2 separate regions of the Homo sapiens genome follow, and region 2 is linked to region 1. A link is an interaction called in ENCODE POLR2A ChIA-PET data of the cell type or tissue named here. Cell type or tissue: HepG2. All regions are shown on one strand. Links, peaks and the distances in the headings refer to the core of each region. The heading gives the core; the rest is flanking DNA.

Region 1 (8,242 bases), core at 1,803-5,802:
GCTGTATAAGAAGACAACAAAATCTCCTTGAACTAATGTTCTGAAGACTAAGAATGATCCATTTTAAAGTGTCTGGCATACAGCTGGTACTTTATTAAGAGCAGATATTATTATAATTCTCATGAGTCTTCTCACAGACATCCTGTTATATGTCAAAGAACACATGCTGATGAATACTTTTAAAGTAAAATATGTAGGATTTTTTTTGCTATTTCACTATCTTGCATAAAAACATAATTTGGTATTATAAAAATTATTCCTATAAATAATATTTGTATAGTTTAGAAAATACCTTTACAAAATACCTTACAGTTTACAAAATACCTTTGAAACTGAGGACTATACCCCCAAATTAGCCATTTGTTGCTGTGTGACTGTGATCATTATTCTTGCAACCCATTCTGCCATCAAAATGCTTAATAATTAACAATAATGATAAACTGCAAATACTAAGGAGGCTATGAACAAAGTCCAATGTGTTATTGTCACAGGCCTATATTTTTAGAAATACTTGACAGTTGAAATTGGCCAGATGAAATTCAGCAATTGATCATAGATTCTCCATCTCAGCAGTATATCTTGGAAGCAGAGGCCTCCTCTAGGCAGGCTTTGACAAAGGACATCTAAAACTGGTTTCTTAACTTCTTTTTGACTTCTAAAATACCGTCTAAAGTATTGGTTAAGTTGCCTGTTCTCATTTGGGTTAAAATACAATTCTTAAAACATCTGGAGTAAGTAATTCTGAAATAAACGTATATAAGTCTAAACAAAAGAATAGAAAGAAATTTGGGTAATTTTCTTAAATTTAAATAAATATACTATGTCACATGCTGAGATTAATGACATTATCTAAACTCGGTAGGAATGCAATTAAGTGCTAAGAAACAGAAAGCACCTCACAGTTTTATAAGACTGAGCCATTTTTACTATCATAATAACTGAAGCATGTGCTTAATAACTCATCAAATACATTTACTTCCCTTCAACATCTACAAGGTCAAAACCAGTCATCAGCCATAACTTAAAGTACCATTAATTCCTCTGAAAAACTGTTAAAGAGATTGTTCCAAGAAGCACTGGGCTGTATCCCATTGAGGTTCCTGGGGTGTTTCAGGGATGCTGGGATGTACTTTTAAAATGATGTATGGATGGATAGTATTATTCTTAATGCTCCAGATGAAGAGCTTGCCATACAACTGTTCCTTATACAAGGTACAGGGCTCCATATGCAACAGTTCTGATATTTAATGTTTTGTCCTATGTCCAATCCTTGGTTTAGTGATTATGGCCATTATACCTACATTTTAAAACATGATCTAACATGTAAGGGTAACTGCCACTTAGTAACTGAGAACTGCACAGCATCGGGTCAGCATCAGCGCTAGGTCACTAGGGGCAATCTTGTCTAGATTTGCTCCCAGAATCCCTGCATGAGCATGGGCTTTCTACATCTTTGGTCTTTGTTTCATTTTATTACTTCCACTTCTTCCCCATCGCCTGCCAGGGTTTTCAAATCCTTTGGGGATGTTTGGTTTCAATGTTTATATTTACCAAACTCACAACTATAATTAATATTTATAGCACCTCTAATCATTTCAAAGCTATTTCACAAATAAAATATCTTGATCTTCATAGTAATGTCATGTGAGATGAGAAAATTGAAGCATGAAGAAATTCTATAATATGCCTGAGGCAACTTGACGTCAGTGTCAGAGTACCTACCTCAGGACACTGAACCTCGCGCTCACTTCACCCCCATGACTGCTACATCATTGGTTTGGTCTTTGGATTAGACTTGCGCCGGAAATTCTTTCTCACCAGCTCTGTGATTTTTAAACATATTAGTTAAACTCTCTGGATTTTAGCTTCCTTGTTGGTAAATGGGGACAACAATGCCTACTTCATAGAGTTATTTGAGGATTACATGAAATGATGTATGTAAAGTTAAAAACCTAAGCCAGGCACGCTGGCTCCTGCCTATAATCCAGCTACTTGGGAGGCTGACGCGGGAGGATCCCTTGAGGACAGGAGTTCAAGACCATCCTGGGTAACACAGCAAGACCCCATCTCTAAAAAACTTTAAAAAATAAATAAATAAAAATAATAAAGTAAAAATACCTAGAATAAGGTTAAGTGTTCAAAACTGCTCATCCTTCTAATCCCTACTCTTGGTCATCTTTCATCCTTCTAATCCCTACTCTTGGTCATCTTCACCTAAAGGTAGTTTCCTTAGGTCTACTGAGAGTCTATGAAGCTACTCTGGACTTCGGTGTTGGGCTGGGAGGCACAGTAAACTTAATGTATCATCAGTAGGGTGGTAAAATATTTACCAATAATCTAAGGATTTATCAGTCATCTGCCACATCCCAGCACAGTGCTCAGTACTTCACATGCACAAAGAAATAGCAGCAGCCAAGGAACTTTGCAAGTGACAAGAACAAGACTTAATGATTTTCTAGACAATAAAGAGATTCCAAGAGTGGCTGGCATGCTCCATTTAGCCAAGGTCTTTGTAAATTCTCCAAAACAATTTCAAATAGAATAAAATAATTTTAAAACTACTTCATATAAATTGTATAGCTTACTTTTAAATGGCATATTCCACCAAATCCTAAAATGTTATTTTTTTATAGATAATGATACTGTATCCAACCTGCACTATTACACAGGGTGAGGGAGGGACCGTAAAAGGACCAATCTCACAGTGAACCTAGGAATGAGAGGTTAAATTGTGTTCGATGTTTCTGCTGTGTTTCCATTACTGAGTCACCTAGATTTAAAATACCCTAGGGTAGGAATAACCATTTTGTTTTTCTCCCTCCTTTTCCTTCAGTGCCCCAGAACATAAAATACTTGTTGAGTTGCATTTTAGCCTCTGAGTCAGACTGAAAAAAAGTAGTTTGACTCCATCCAATTTGAATTAGCTCACTAAAAAAAGGTATTTACAGTTAAGTGGAAACATTTCATCTTCTGATTATTTTTTAATATAAAACAGTGAAATCTCAGCATACTTTAGTTTAAAACTATAAGAACAGAAAAGAATAATTTGTTTTCTTCTTGAGACAGGGTCTCACTTTGTCACCCACACTGAAGTGCAGTGGTGCGATCATAGCTCATTGCGGCCTTAAATTCCTGGGCTCAAGCCATTCTCCTGCCTCAGTCTCCTGAGCAGCTGGGACTACAGGCACATGCCACTGTGTGTGGCTGGAGAGGAATAAATGTTATTGTTATCAATAGCAACTGGTCACTGCGCACATGTGTGTGAGACAATATTCAGAATGATACAGCCTAGGGTTTAAGACCAGAAACTTTAGTTCTGATTCTGCTTCCTTTAGTATTTTTATCCAGGGACACAGTGTTCCTGTTTTGAGGATGGGAACAATGCATATGTTTTATAGCATTATGGAGAAAATTAAGATGGGATATTACTGTAGACACAGTAGTAAGTAGGCAATAATTTTGAGTGTTTAATGTGTGTCAGATACTGTTCTAATCAACTCATTTAATCACAACAACTCAATGAGATGCATAGTATTATTATCCCTATTTTAAAGATATTAAGGCATAACAGTTTTAACAAAAAACCTTGCCAAGATCACCCAGCTAGTAATTGGCTGAGCAGGATCTCAAACGCAGGCAGTCTAGCTCCAGAGTCCCTGCTCTGAGCCACTTCCCTGTGCTACCTGACTCCATCACAGCAGCTGGTGACATGCTGGTTTCCCCTCTTCTTGGGTTCTGGTATACAAAAACACAACAGATCCTGTCTTTTCCAGAAAGAAACAGTTGTTATAGCAAGGACACAGGATATATGCACATATGGATAAAAAGCACGATAGAACTTGTCAAACAAATGTCAGAGGAGGTATACAACAAGTTCTACAGAAGTCTGGAAGAAAGGAAATAATGGGGATGAGGAAATCGGCAAGATTGTTGTGATGTGGGTGACCTTTGAGTTTGTTTGGCGTTCGAGAGTAAACAGACCTAAAACTATCAAAGAGTAGTTGGGAAAGATATTTCAGATAATAGGAACAGCAAAGACAAAGGATCTCTGTGTTTAGGAAATAAGAATCAGTTTCATGATAACTTCAGCTTGACAAAAACAAACACACACACAAACAAAAAACAACACACGCAAAAGAAAATCAATAAAAAAAATTTTTAAAAAAGAATCCATTTCATTGACGGGGAAGGTTTCTATGTGGGCAATACTGAGGCAGGAAGCAGTTTAAAGTGATTTTGTACAGTGTTTTAGAAGCTCAAGAGAGGAGAAAGACCTCCTGCTGGAGGGCCACCAGGGGATTCCGAGTGGCTGTGAGTGATGAGATGGCAGGTATATAACACGGATGAAAGTAGGGAATGCCAGATAATGGACTGCGAGAGCACGTAGAAGTCTTCGGCACACATACCTACATTCAGACAGGTCCCTATTATTCCAGCGATGATTATCTTGTTGGCGGGTATTCCATGGCCTCTCCTCACCTACTGGCTGTCCTTTTGGTTTATCCCTTGCTTTAGCACCTGGGGGTGGACAAGGAGGCAAAGTGATTTTCCAATTAAGTCTTTTTGTTTGTTTGTTTTTGCTGCTTTTTCCCAGCTGTGGTTAGATTTGCTGTTGGAAGGAGAAGTATATTGTGGATGATAAGAACATTTCTTTCTCTCTTTCTTTTTTCACAGTACTTCCAGTCCTTTATTGAACAATTTGCAGGGGAAGAGCAGAAATCACATTTGAGCTTAACCCTGGAATATGTAATTGTTAATTTCCCTTGATCAGAGATGGGCTAGGAAATGGGGAGCTACCCACATAGACTTTTAAATAACATTTGTATAGCAGAACCTTGTTTCTGATCTGGCTGCTGAGAATTTTAGGTGAGAATGGTTAAAGTTATTCTCCTTTAAAATGTTATGTATTGTGTATCTCCAGACCTGTTGATAGCTATATGATTATTTATATCAATCATTCTTACCTTTGCTACTATTTGGATGTATTATGCAGTTGCTGCTTCTTCCTAAATTGAATGTAAGCTACCAGTAATTCTAATTCTCTAGCTGCAGAGTACATGTTTGGCTCTAAAACTAAAGTGTTGTATTAGTGGGATGAAAAAAAAGAAAGAGATGAGAAAAATGAAACAGACTGCAATGCCAAGCTCTTTTTTAAAAGTAATATTTAATTACTCTTTCAGGCTGCTGTTAAGAGTGTATATGACATCTAAACAGATTGTAGGACCCTAATACATCATTTCACTAATATATATTCAATTGCAGTTGACAAAAAGATTATTTTGGTCCATAATGGCCTAGAAACCCATCTTTTACTTGGATCTATTATATGCAAATATATTTAGGGTACAACACACACACACACACAGACAATCTCTTTCAAGTAAAGAAAAAGGTGTTAAAAATGTATACACTTGGCTAATAGCCAGCTACTGAGTCTACTGTGTCTCCTCTCTGATTAACATACTTTCATAAATTATTTCCAATTTCTTCCAGTTGAGTTCTTGTCAACTCTTCACCTCACAACCCCAATATTGCCCACATCGTTCTAGAGAAATCAGAGAGAGAGTAGAAAAAAACACATCCAGCTATTTTAGAACATGGCACATATCAGTCATGCCCAGAAAACTGGCTCCTTTGCTTGTGAGAACTTCTTGGCATATCCATAAGCCTGCTGACCTCAGTATGAAACATAACAAAATAAAGCCTCAACTACTCTGTTTCTCAATTTGTTTGATAAACTAGAATTATTTCCAAAGTTCTCAAATAAACAGAAATCATTATAATTATAAATAATTAAAATGCTAAACTCAAGAGGGCACTCAACATTCATTATACTGTAGAGCTTGTCCCCTAAGGGTAATACCTTCAATTAGTTCAGTTTTTACAACAGAAGAAAAATGTGACAATCAGTAATTGCAGGTATTTAGTTCAAGGAACAAAACATGCAAACTTGCCTTTAAATTGCCCTTTCAGTCACCAGAGGTTATGCTCTCTTTTAGATTCTTAACATTTGTACTAATTCTAGAATACAGGAAAGCAACAGATAAGGGAAAAACACACAATCTTCAAAGCTGTGAGTAGATACACTTCAGCTTTATCAGCTCTTTCAATGGAGAAGGTTAAAGTAGAAGGTAAGAGCTAACAAAAAATGATTTTAAGAGAGAGCCCTTTAAAAGACATTTTATAAAATTTATCAGTTATTTATTCACTTACTTTACAAACATTTATTAAGTGTCAGAGTTTATGCTAAATGATAATTACATTGCACTAGAAAAACTAGCTGATGATTTTTTTTAAAAAATACAAATTTATATATGTATGTACATATGTATATTGTTACAAATGTAAATATAGAGTATATATATCCATAATTTATAAAATGATTTTTTGAGTGTTATTCCTCAATCTTGAAGTTGTAATGTAATTTTTTAAAAATTTAATCACAAAATTATTTAGATTTTATTCCTTGGAGTCTCCTCTATAAAAAGGATCAATTTCCTTTACAAAATGTAACTATTTTCTGTTGCAGTAGTAAATGCTGTTTCAGTTACTAGGGCTTTTCTTAGGTGTCTGTAGAACTACAGTACTGTCAGTTGGAAATGGATTAGCAAATAGTAAATACTGTTTCGGATCAAAGCGAGTATACCAAAACAGATTTCTTTACTCTGATTCAACATCAAACTGACAACCATGACCTGAGAAAGAGTTATCTTTTACTAGCTGCCACGTTGGGGAAATAAATTTAGTCCTTCATTTAAGTAGAGGAAAGAACTCATTAGAAATGTGGTACAAGTGGTTTCAGGATGATAAATCTCAAGTTACCAATTCCACTTTTAATGATTAGCTGCCTGCACCTTGTATTTAATTAAAATGGTTATTTTAAATGCTTATATTTAATTTAAACATAATTAGCTAAAGTTCAATGTTACTGCCTCATCCATTTTGAAATTAATTAATTTATAAAATAGTTCAAAAAGTGCTGTAAAATTTTAATATTAAAATATAGCAGGATCGATTTGCATCTTTTGTTGGTTTCTATTGTGGACTCCTAGTGAGCTGTTTACATTAGGTAGGACTGCAGGGTCTCTGGCATAGCTAATGTGTAATGAAATCAAATATTGATATGTCCTTGACATTTCCTTTGCACATAGGATATATACTTTAACCTTCCAGGAAATAATAGTTCATAGCTAAGGATATGATTGTTTAAACTTTAAAGCGATGTAAGTTTAAGAAATTAATTTTGGCCTTAATACATTTAGGAGAAACCACTGCTTTTAGCAAATGATTTATAAGTGTGTAACAATCAGTGTGATAAAATTTCTTATGAGTCAGTCCAATAAATGTGGCCAGAAGGTGTTTTCAAGCAAAAGTTCTGCTTTTAACTTGTATTTAAACAAACAGTTTAAATAGTGGGTAGTGATGTACAACAATGTTTCCTGGTCTATAGATTCTGAGGATATTCTGAAACACTCCTGCATCCATTTGGATGGGGTTTCCTGGTGCAGTAAAAAACTATATCCATGAATGTCCTACAATCCTTAGTGTGCTTGGTGGGAAAAACTTCTAAGCTGTGCACATTTGTCTATTGATGATGATTGCTATAATTTATTAGGTACTGAATATGTGTTCGGCACTGAACTAAATGCTTAATAAAGTTGTATTCAGCCCATTTTACAGATGAATGAAGTGAGGCTTGGAAAGACTAAGGAATACGTAATTCATACTTATAATTCGTAAGTTACGGAGGCAAGACTCAAAGCCTAAATCCACAGTGCTGCCCCTTACTGTCTTCAGCTCCCATCTCAGAGGGCTAGGAAGGCATTCTCAACTGTGAGATGCTTGTAACCCCCACTTCCACCACCACCACAAACAACAACAAAATAGTTCTCCCTTGCAGTAATAGTGTAAATTAAAGAAAAGGTAAAGGTAACACATTTGGCTTGACTATTAGTAATTAAAACCTGTTGCCCCCAATCTTAGTGTCCTTTTATACAAATATTAATATATGCAGAATTCTCTAATATTTTATTAAAACCAGGGCTTTCTATTCTCCAACAAACCTCTATGGTTGGGGAGATTTGTTCCCATCATTCTCTAACATTAGCTCAAAACTTTGCACAATCTCTACCCCCAACACCACCAATAACCCTTGGGGCATTTTAATTGTGAGCAGGCTATAAAGCTGTAAAATCAGACTCAGCTTACACATCAAGTAAGTTGTGCAGAATATTTCTTTCCT
Region 2 (8,242 bases), core at 2,086-6,085, 120 kb before region 1:
TGGGAGGTTGAGGCAGGAGCATCACTTGGACCCAGGAGGCGGAGGTTGCAGTGAGCTGAGATCGCGCCACTGAACTCCAGCCTAGCAACAGAGCGAGACTCCGTGTCAAAACAACAACAAAAACTAGCTCTAGCTTCCATACCACTAGTGAACTAAGATGTTCACTTTTAATATCATAAAACCCTGAACAATGAATATTCAGAACATTGGTTTAATATGATGAAGGTGGCACTTCATTTATTATTTGAGTTATGGTTTTGGAAACTTACAATTTTAACTCATGCTTAATTAAATGTAAAATTTAACAGCTTAATAGAGAAAATTTAGGGATCCATGTTATTAAGGGAAAAGGACTCTTACATAAATAGGAGTCGACATCTACCACCTCACTGTAGTATATTACAAGGCATAAAGGAACAAAGTGACTTGAAATGTCATGCTGGTACCTGGCACGAGAAGTCTTTTGAAGAGCAGAGTTTCAAGTTAGCCCTTGGTTCTTTGTGTTTGTGTCTTACAATGCATGAAAAGTGTAATGGGCATTCAGGAGCTCAGCAAAATCCTGCACTGTGTTCACTGCTAGGGGATATGTCTGACTCTTTGGTGGACTGGTCACCAGAAATCTATTTGCATAAAGAATTTTAGGTTCTCTTGGCAGAGAACCCAATCGAAGGGAAGAAAGAGCAGATAAGTTTATCCCTCTAGTAATGCCTTTGTCATTATAATGAAAGAGTGATTCATTCACCCACTCCATTAATGTCTATTAAACATCTATCATAAGCTTCCGAGTTTAACATGGTGTCTGTTACACAGATTTGTCTTCCACTCCAGCCTGACCCTATTAAGGTCAGGGGTAGATTCTGAACATAGGAACTGAAAGAGTGGCTTTATTGATATATCACTATAGTGTAGCTTTGGTACTTTTTCAAAGGGAATATTACATAGGAGAGAAAGAATTACCTGCCCCCATAAACACACACATGCACACACATATGCGCGTGCACACACACACACACACACACACACACCCATTGTCATTGGTCTTTGGTCTTTGGTTATTTGGAGACTGTGGCAATGCCTGACTAGGGAAGCCGCAATGCCTGACTAGGGAAGCCACACTGCCTGAACAGAATTGGCTGTAGTACTGAACAAACATTGAGGCACACAGCAGGAGGGCAGCCATGTTTGACAGGTGATGTGTAGTGCTGACTGGCTTGTATGTCAGCAGAGCTTAGAAGTTCCCAAGGACTCCTGGAAATGCTCTGGGAGTACATTTACAGTGGCTGGGGGCATGAGGCAGCCAAAGAGATTGACAAAGAATTAATTTCACACGATGAATTCTTAAGTTCTTTCTCCAGATATTTCAAAGACATTATTTGAGACAGATATTGGAAAGGTTGGAGTAACTTTTTGAGGATGATCATGTAGTAACCAATAATTTGACCAACTTAACAAACTTCATCCAAAATAATGGTTTGCGTGGCTGGATTTGGCTGGTTCGTCTGTGAGTATAAACATAGTTGATAATGGGTGTCAGTGAGTGTCTGTGTTGGGGTTCTTTTGTCCCTATGATTCTGACCCCTCACCGCGAACACCTTTTGTTTTCAGTAATTGCTTGGATCTTTAGCTCAGAGTTCCTAAGGACGTTTCAGGATCTCAGAGAAAGTTATCAAGACTCTGTTCTCAGAGGTTCAGGCTTGGGTTTGTATGCTTATTAATTTATCACTTTATATTAATGAAGGAGACCTCAAACACAATAGATGCAGGCAATAATACTAAGTAAACACTTTATTCTTAAATTTATCTTTAAATTTAATTGTGCTTTCAGAGAAACCTGATACAATTTCAAGGTGGAATACTTGCAGTGATGGTCAAGATGAAAGGTAACGTGATCATCACAATGGGATGAACCAGTTAAAGAATTGCTGAAAATCACATGCACACACACACAATAGTTGGATGTATAATACTTCCTAATAGCACTTTCAGTATCCTCGGATTAGAAGACATCTGCCTTTTACCGTTGAAACTTCTTATACTATATAGTGACACTTTAGACAAGCTATCCTCTTTTGTCAAAGTATTTGTTTCCAGATTGGTTGATGTGCTTTTGAAATATCAATTTATTGAGTTTTTCTTTTTTTCTCTTATATATTCTTACTTTGTTTGGCTAGACTGTGACACCTTTGGAATATAATTTTTTAAAGGCAGCTGTAAATTTGATGGGTAATTGTTAGCAAAAGAATGTTTGAATTGGTCCAAGGATGAACCATTATTATTAGCTTCTTTCAACAGGCTTACAAATAAAAATATATGTGTTCATATATATTACATGTATATTAAATGGATGTACATCTTAATTTTAATGCTAATTTATACACATATATATATTTTTTAGATGAGGTCTCGCTATGTTGCTCAGGCTTATCTTGAACTCTAGGGTTCAAGCAGTTCCCCCACCTTAGCCTCCCAAGTAGCTGGGATTATAGGCATGTGCCACTGCACTCAGCTAATTCATATTTTTATACAGATTCAGTACATGCTTCTATTCAAGGTTAAGTACAAGGGATTAAAATGTACCCAATAAAACGAGATTAGGAAGGGATTAGAAACACATTTTAATTAGAAAATTGCCACCTCAAATCCATTTAGGAAGTCTGCAGGTATAAATAATAAATAGAACTACTTACGTACTTTTCTTGACAAGTGGCCCTGGGCTGGAATTCTGGAGAGCTGTATTCTGGTCACACGCCTAACTGGTTTTCCTAGTGACTTTTAGTAATTGATGAATTCTTCAGGAGCTAGGAATGTATTAGATGATTAGATGATCAATAAATACCTCTGAATTTCATTAAGTCCAAGAAAAAGCATTTCAGGTCTTTATTTTCCTATAGAATGATTTTCAATGCCATTTAGAGGAAATCTTGGGATCAACTTGGGAAAAGACGGAGGCTCCTGGCTCTGATCTTTGGGGACTTCAGATTTTCTGGATCAAGGTGAGATACTACAAATTTGTAAGAAGAAAAGAAATGTTTTCTCTTTTCAGCATAAAAGCCATAATGTTAAGGATATTAAAAAATATCATGTAATGTGCACTTTGCATAAACTTATCTGAAATTTAGCATGAAAATTGTTTTTTACTCTGAGCTACAGGGAAGGTGTCCCAGAAGAAATGAGGCTTGCTCACTCCATGTTTCCATCACCAGGGGATTGTGTCCTGCAGGGTCACTCTGCCTGCATTCACTAGGCCTGTTCAGTCTTAGGGATTTGCAAAGGTTCTCCTATCCTTCAGGACTTCTGTTTGGATTGTTCGGAAATGTCCTTTGTGATTGATGGCTCTTGCCTCATCACCCATTCATGATGAAGGGGAATAAGCTGATTAAACACGACATTTTGTGAGCCCTCCATTTCCTCTTGCTTCTTGTATTAGTTTTCTATGGCTACTGTAATAAATCAACACAAATTTAGTGGCTTAGAACAACATGAACTTGTTATCTTGCATTTCTGTAGGTTTAGAAATCCAACACAGGTCTCACCAGGCTGAAATCAAGTTGTTAGCAGGGCTACGTTCCCTTCTGGAGGCCCTGGGGGAAAGCTGTCCCCTTGCCTTTTCCAGCTTCTAAAGGCTGCACACATTCCTTGGCTTCTAGCCCCTTCTTTACATCATCAAAGCCAGCATTGTTGCATCTCCCTGAAGGTCCTTGAAGTGTAAACCCATTCTTCAGTTCTTATCATTCCACTAACTGCCCCTTACTGCCTCACTTTTCTACCTTTAAGGACCCTTATGATTACATCAGGACCACCCAGATAATCCTTGATACTCTCCTCATCTCAAGGCCCTTAACTTCATCATATCTGCAAAGTCCCTCTTGCAATGTAAGCTAACATAGTCACATGTTCCCGAGATTAGGATGTAGGTATCTTTGAGGGAGGGCATTATTCTACCTACCACTCTTCTTATTAAGATTATGTATTTCTTTAAAAATTAAGAAACATAAAGTTTATTGCTATATTATAATTTTCATCATGATAAAGTCAAGGTTGAAGTGCAATAGATTATTTGTAAAAATGGTCACAATAATTTCCTGTCTTATTGGGCATGGCAGCTCATGCTGAGGTTGGGGGAAGGATTGCTTGAAGTAAGGAATTCAAGACCAGCCTAGGCAACTAAGAGAGATTCCATCTCTTCAATTTTTTTTTTTTTTTTTTTTCTGAGACAGGATCTTAATCTGTTGCCCAGGCTGGAGTGCAGAGGCATGAGCTTGGCCTTCTGCAACCTCTGCCTCCTAGTCTCAGGTGATCCTCCCACCTCAGCCTCCTGAGTAGCTACAGGTACATGCCACCACACCTGGCTAATTTTTTAAAAATTCTTTTGCCCAGGCTGGTCTTGAACTCCTGAGCTCCTGTGATCTGCCTGCCTCAGCCTCCCACAGTGCTGGGATTACAGGCATGAGCCACCATGCCTGGCCAAAACATTTTTAAAAAAATGATTTCCTTTCCTTTCCTGTATCCACACCCTTATGAAATCCCCTCTCATGTGGACTTTGAGCTTGGCCATATGACATACTTTGGCCAGTGAGACTACTGCAAACATGATGGAAGCGGATACTTAAAAAGTACTTGCACACTGGGACTTGCCTTCTCTTGCTACTCTTAAGCCCTTTCTGACTACCATGTGAAGAGGCCTGGTGCATATACTAAGTGAGAAGATACATGTGACCTAGGCACCTTTGTCATCAAGCCAACAGCTAACACTGGGAGGTAGCACCAATCACTAAGCAGCACAAGCCACCAGACATTTAGATGAGGCCACCTGAGATCATCCAGGCAGCAGCTGACCCGGCAGAAACCACAGGTATGTGAAAGAGGCCAGCAGAGGGAAGACAAGCTGGGCCAGAACAGAAGAATTGTCCAGCTGAACAACAGAATTGTGAACTAAATTAAATTTTGGGGGGATGGTTGGCTGTGTGGCAAAGGTTAATTAATGTGGGAAGGGATAGGTAAACTAGAAACCAAAGTTGAGAATAAGGTTGAATAAACGAAAGTTTAGTTGCAAGGGAGTGGTGACAAAGAAGAGCCCTTAAAGGCAAAATCATAGACAACGTTTTTTGGAGAGATCATTTGCACAAGTACAGTAGAGGCCCCTCCTTCCTCCTCCACCTTCATGCCCTGACTCTGTGGACGTTCAGTGTCACAAGAAATGCTCCAATAATCCCTTTCATGGAATGATATAATGTCATAAGAAGGAGCATAAAAATTCCCTGTTCTGATTTTCCTATTTAATGGGAAGCTCAAAAAGACAAAATGGCTTGCCCATTTCATCCTGAAAGTTTAGCTTATACAGTGATATGCCACATAATGATATTTTTGGGTCTACAATGGACCTCATATATGACAGGTGGTCCCATAAGATTGTAATGGAGCTGAAAAATTCCTATTGCCTTGTGACCTCGTAGCCATCATAATGTTGTAGCACAATGCATTACATTTGTGGTGATGCTGATAGAAACAAACCAACTGTGCTGCCAGGTGTATCAAAGTATAGAACATGCAATTATGTACAGTATATAATACTTGACAATGATAATAAATGACTATGTTGCTGGTTTGTGTATTTACTTTTTATCATTATTTTAGAGTGTTCTCCTTCTACTTATTAAAAAAAAATAACTGGAAAACAGCCTTAGGCAGGTCCTTCAGGAGTATTCCAGAAGAAAGCATTGTTATCATAAGAGATGACAGCTCCATGCCTGTTATTGCCCCTGAAGACCTTCCCGTGGAACAAGATCTGGAGGTGGAAGACAGTGATATTGATGATCCTTATTCTGTGTAGGCCTAGGCTAATGTATATATTTATGTCTTAGTTTTTAACAAAAAAAGCTTAAAAAGTGAAAGAATGAGAAAATTTAGAAGTAGAAAAAAGCTTATAGAATAAGGATATAAAGAAAGAAAATATTTTTGTACAGCTGTACAATGTGTTGTTTGTGTTTTAAGGTGGGTGTTATTACAAAAGAGTCAAAAAGAAAAAATTAAAAATTTTATAAAAAATTACAGTAAGCTAATGTTAATTTATTATTGAAGAAAGAAAAATATTCTTTTATAAGTTTAGTGTAGCCTAAGTGTACAGTGTTTATATATAAAATCTACAGTAGTGTAGAGCAATGTCCTAGGCCTTCACATTTACTCGCCACTTACTCACTGATGCCTACAGCAATTTCCAGTTCTGCAAGTTCTATTCATGATAAGTGCCCTAACTGTACAGGTGTAGCATTTAACAATTTTTTATATATTTGCACTGTTCCTTTTCTATGTTTAGATGTGTTTAGATAGACAGATCTTTATCATTGTGTTACAATTGCCTGCAGAATTCAATATAGTAACATGCTGTACAGGCTTGTAGCCTAGGAGTGATAGGCTATACCATATAGCCTAGGTGTCTAGCAGGCTATACCATCCAGGTTTGTGTAAGTACACTCTTATATTGTTCACACAATTACAAAATTACCTAATGATGCATTTCTTAGAACATATGCCTGTCATTAAGTGATGCATGACTTTATTTGCTTTATTTGTAATGAAATGAATATGTTTCCTGGCTTTTTTTTTTTTTTTTTTTTTGAGAACACTCAACACCTATCTTGCAGGAGAATATTGTGTTTGTTTTTCTTTTCATTCCTATGTCTCCTGTTATAGTCTCAGGATGGGTGAAGTTTTAGTGAGAAGCTCAGTGGCAAGGAGACAATATGACTCTTCCATGGTCAGTATACCCACAGAAACACTTTTTCCTCAATCTCAGGAGAAAAATGAGCCAAATATGGAGGATCCCATCAGCTGCAGCAAAGCTACTGGCCATGAAGGGAAGTGAGAGAAGCAAAGAGAAGAGTGAAGCAGAATGGGAAGGAAAATGATGATTCTATGGGCACCAATCATGTGATTTTTTTTTTTTCTCTTTGAAAGATAACCTTCGGCTTATTAATTTTATCATCTCTTTTCCAATATTGAACCCTCAGCCTCTAAGGATCAGCCGGGTGTAGACTCAGCATGATGGCCTGGCCTGCTATCTAGCAGGGTCCCCTCAAGGCTATGGTGGAAGGACTCGCTCAGGGCCTAGGAAGCTCTGTTGCAGTTTCCATTCTTACATTCCACCTTCTCTTATGACCTACTCTCCAGCTATACTGGATATGCTAGTCTTTTTCACACTTTGTGCTTTTGCTGTATTGTTTCCCTCATCCTAGAGTATGCTTTTCCTGTTTGTCTGCCTGGTGAGATATTATGATCTTCAAATGTGCCTCATGGAAGCCTTCTCTGATTCTTCCAGGCTGAGTTATTTATTTATTTCTCCTACAGTTTCTGAACTGTGACTCACTAGTTCTACTTGGTATGGCAACATGATCATCTGGCGTTGCTAGAGAGTCTCACCTTTAAAGAGTCATATTAAGTTTATTTACAGGACCTAGTGTTGGATTACCTGATCACGTAGCAATTACAACTTCTTTTATAATTTACGCCCAAACCTTTAGGTGAGTCTTCTTGAGGCTTTACCAAGGAAACAGGCAGTTTTAGAGTTGGCCTTAAGGATGTTCTCTGGTGTCATCAAAGAAATGGAAATGCAAAGCAGAGACATGTGCATTTAGATATGTGTAAGGTAAGCTACCTTTTTGAAATGGTGCTACCCATCTATTAGGAGACACTCACCTTCTTGACAGACTGTTTTTGAGAGGGGGTGACACATATCTTTAGAAACAATAAAGCCTTTTACCAACACCTCCCGCAAACCTGGTAGACTGATGTGGTTCATAAATTCATCAATAGATCTAGCCTGATCAAGTACCAGCCATGGTACTTGATATGACTGAAAGGGTACTGCTTTTCAACTGAACTATCTTTAAATAACAGACACTTGTTTTTGAAATACCAGTCAGGCACTTTCTATGGGAGCTGCGTATTGCTATCAGTTCAGTTCTGCCTTTCAACTCCTCAATCTGTTTCTAATCATTATGAAATAGCACTCTTATTCCTAAAAGGTGCAATAAAATGTAACTGAAAAGAATTTTTTGAAAGCTCAAATGTAAAGAAATTGTTTTTATAAGATGTATAGTAAGGCATCGTTAATTAGAACCTTACCAAATGATCATATTTTGGACTAAATTTCACTCTTACACGAGCTATAAAAGAAAGGTGTGCTGTAAAAATTGACAGATGCTAGGGGGCTTGAATAACCTACTTAAGAGAACAGACTATTTTG

Evidence for each region. ChIA-PET counts read pairs that join two places held together with the same protein. Peaks named below come from ENCODE experiments on the same cell type or tissue, not always from the same donor. Only the 100,000 strongest peaks of a DNase experiment are listed, where the experiment ranks them.
Region 2: POLR2A ChIA-PET joins it to region 1 with 5 read pairs; 1 of 35 experiments calls an interaction of 5 or more read pairs at or near these places.

Annotation. Positions count from the first base shown.
Region 1 is chr6:114,163,945-114,172,186 of GRCh38, forward strand. It overlaps HS3ST5 (heparan sulfate-glucosamine 3-sulfotransferase 5), which reads right to left. Exons shown (of 5, transcript NM_153612.4): 3 at 4,407-4,518. All of the region lies in intron 6 of HDAC2-AS2 (HDAC2 and HS3ST5 antisense RNA 2), which reads left to right. Among named protein-coding and RNA genes, the nearest start is that of HS3ST5, 170 kb to the right of the region's middle. In HepG2, for the core only: no CTCF peak of the experiment used is centred there; DNase peaks (open chromatin) are centred at 3,917 and 4,357; H3K4me3 peaks cover 1,583 bases.
Region 2 is chr6:114,045,000-114,053,241 of GRCh38, forward strand. All of the region lies in intron 4 of HDAC2-AS2 (HDAC2 and HS3ST5 antisense RNA 2), which reads left to right. Among named protein-coding and RNA genes, the nearest start is that of HDAC2, 78 kb to the left of the region's middle. In HepG2, for the core only: no CTCF peak of the experiment used is centred there; a DNase peak (open chromatin) is centred at 4,552.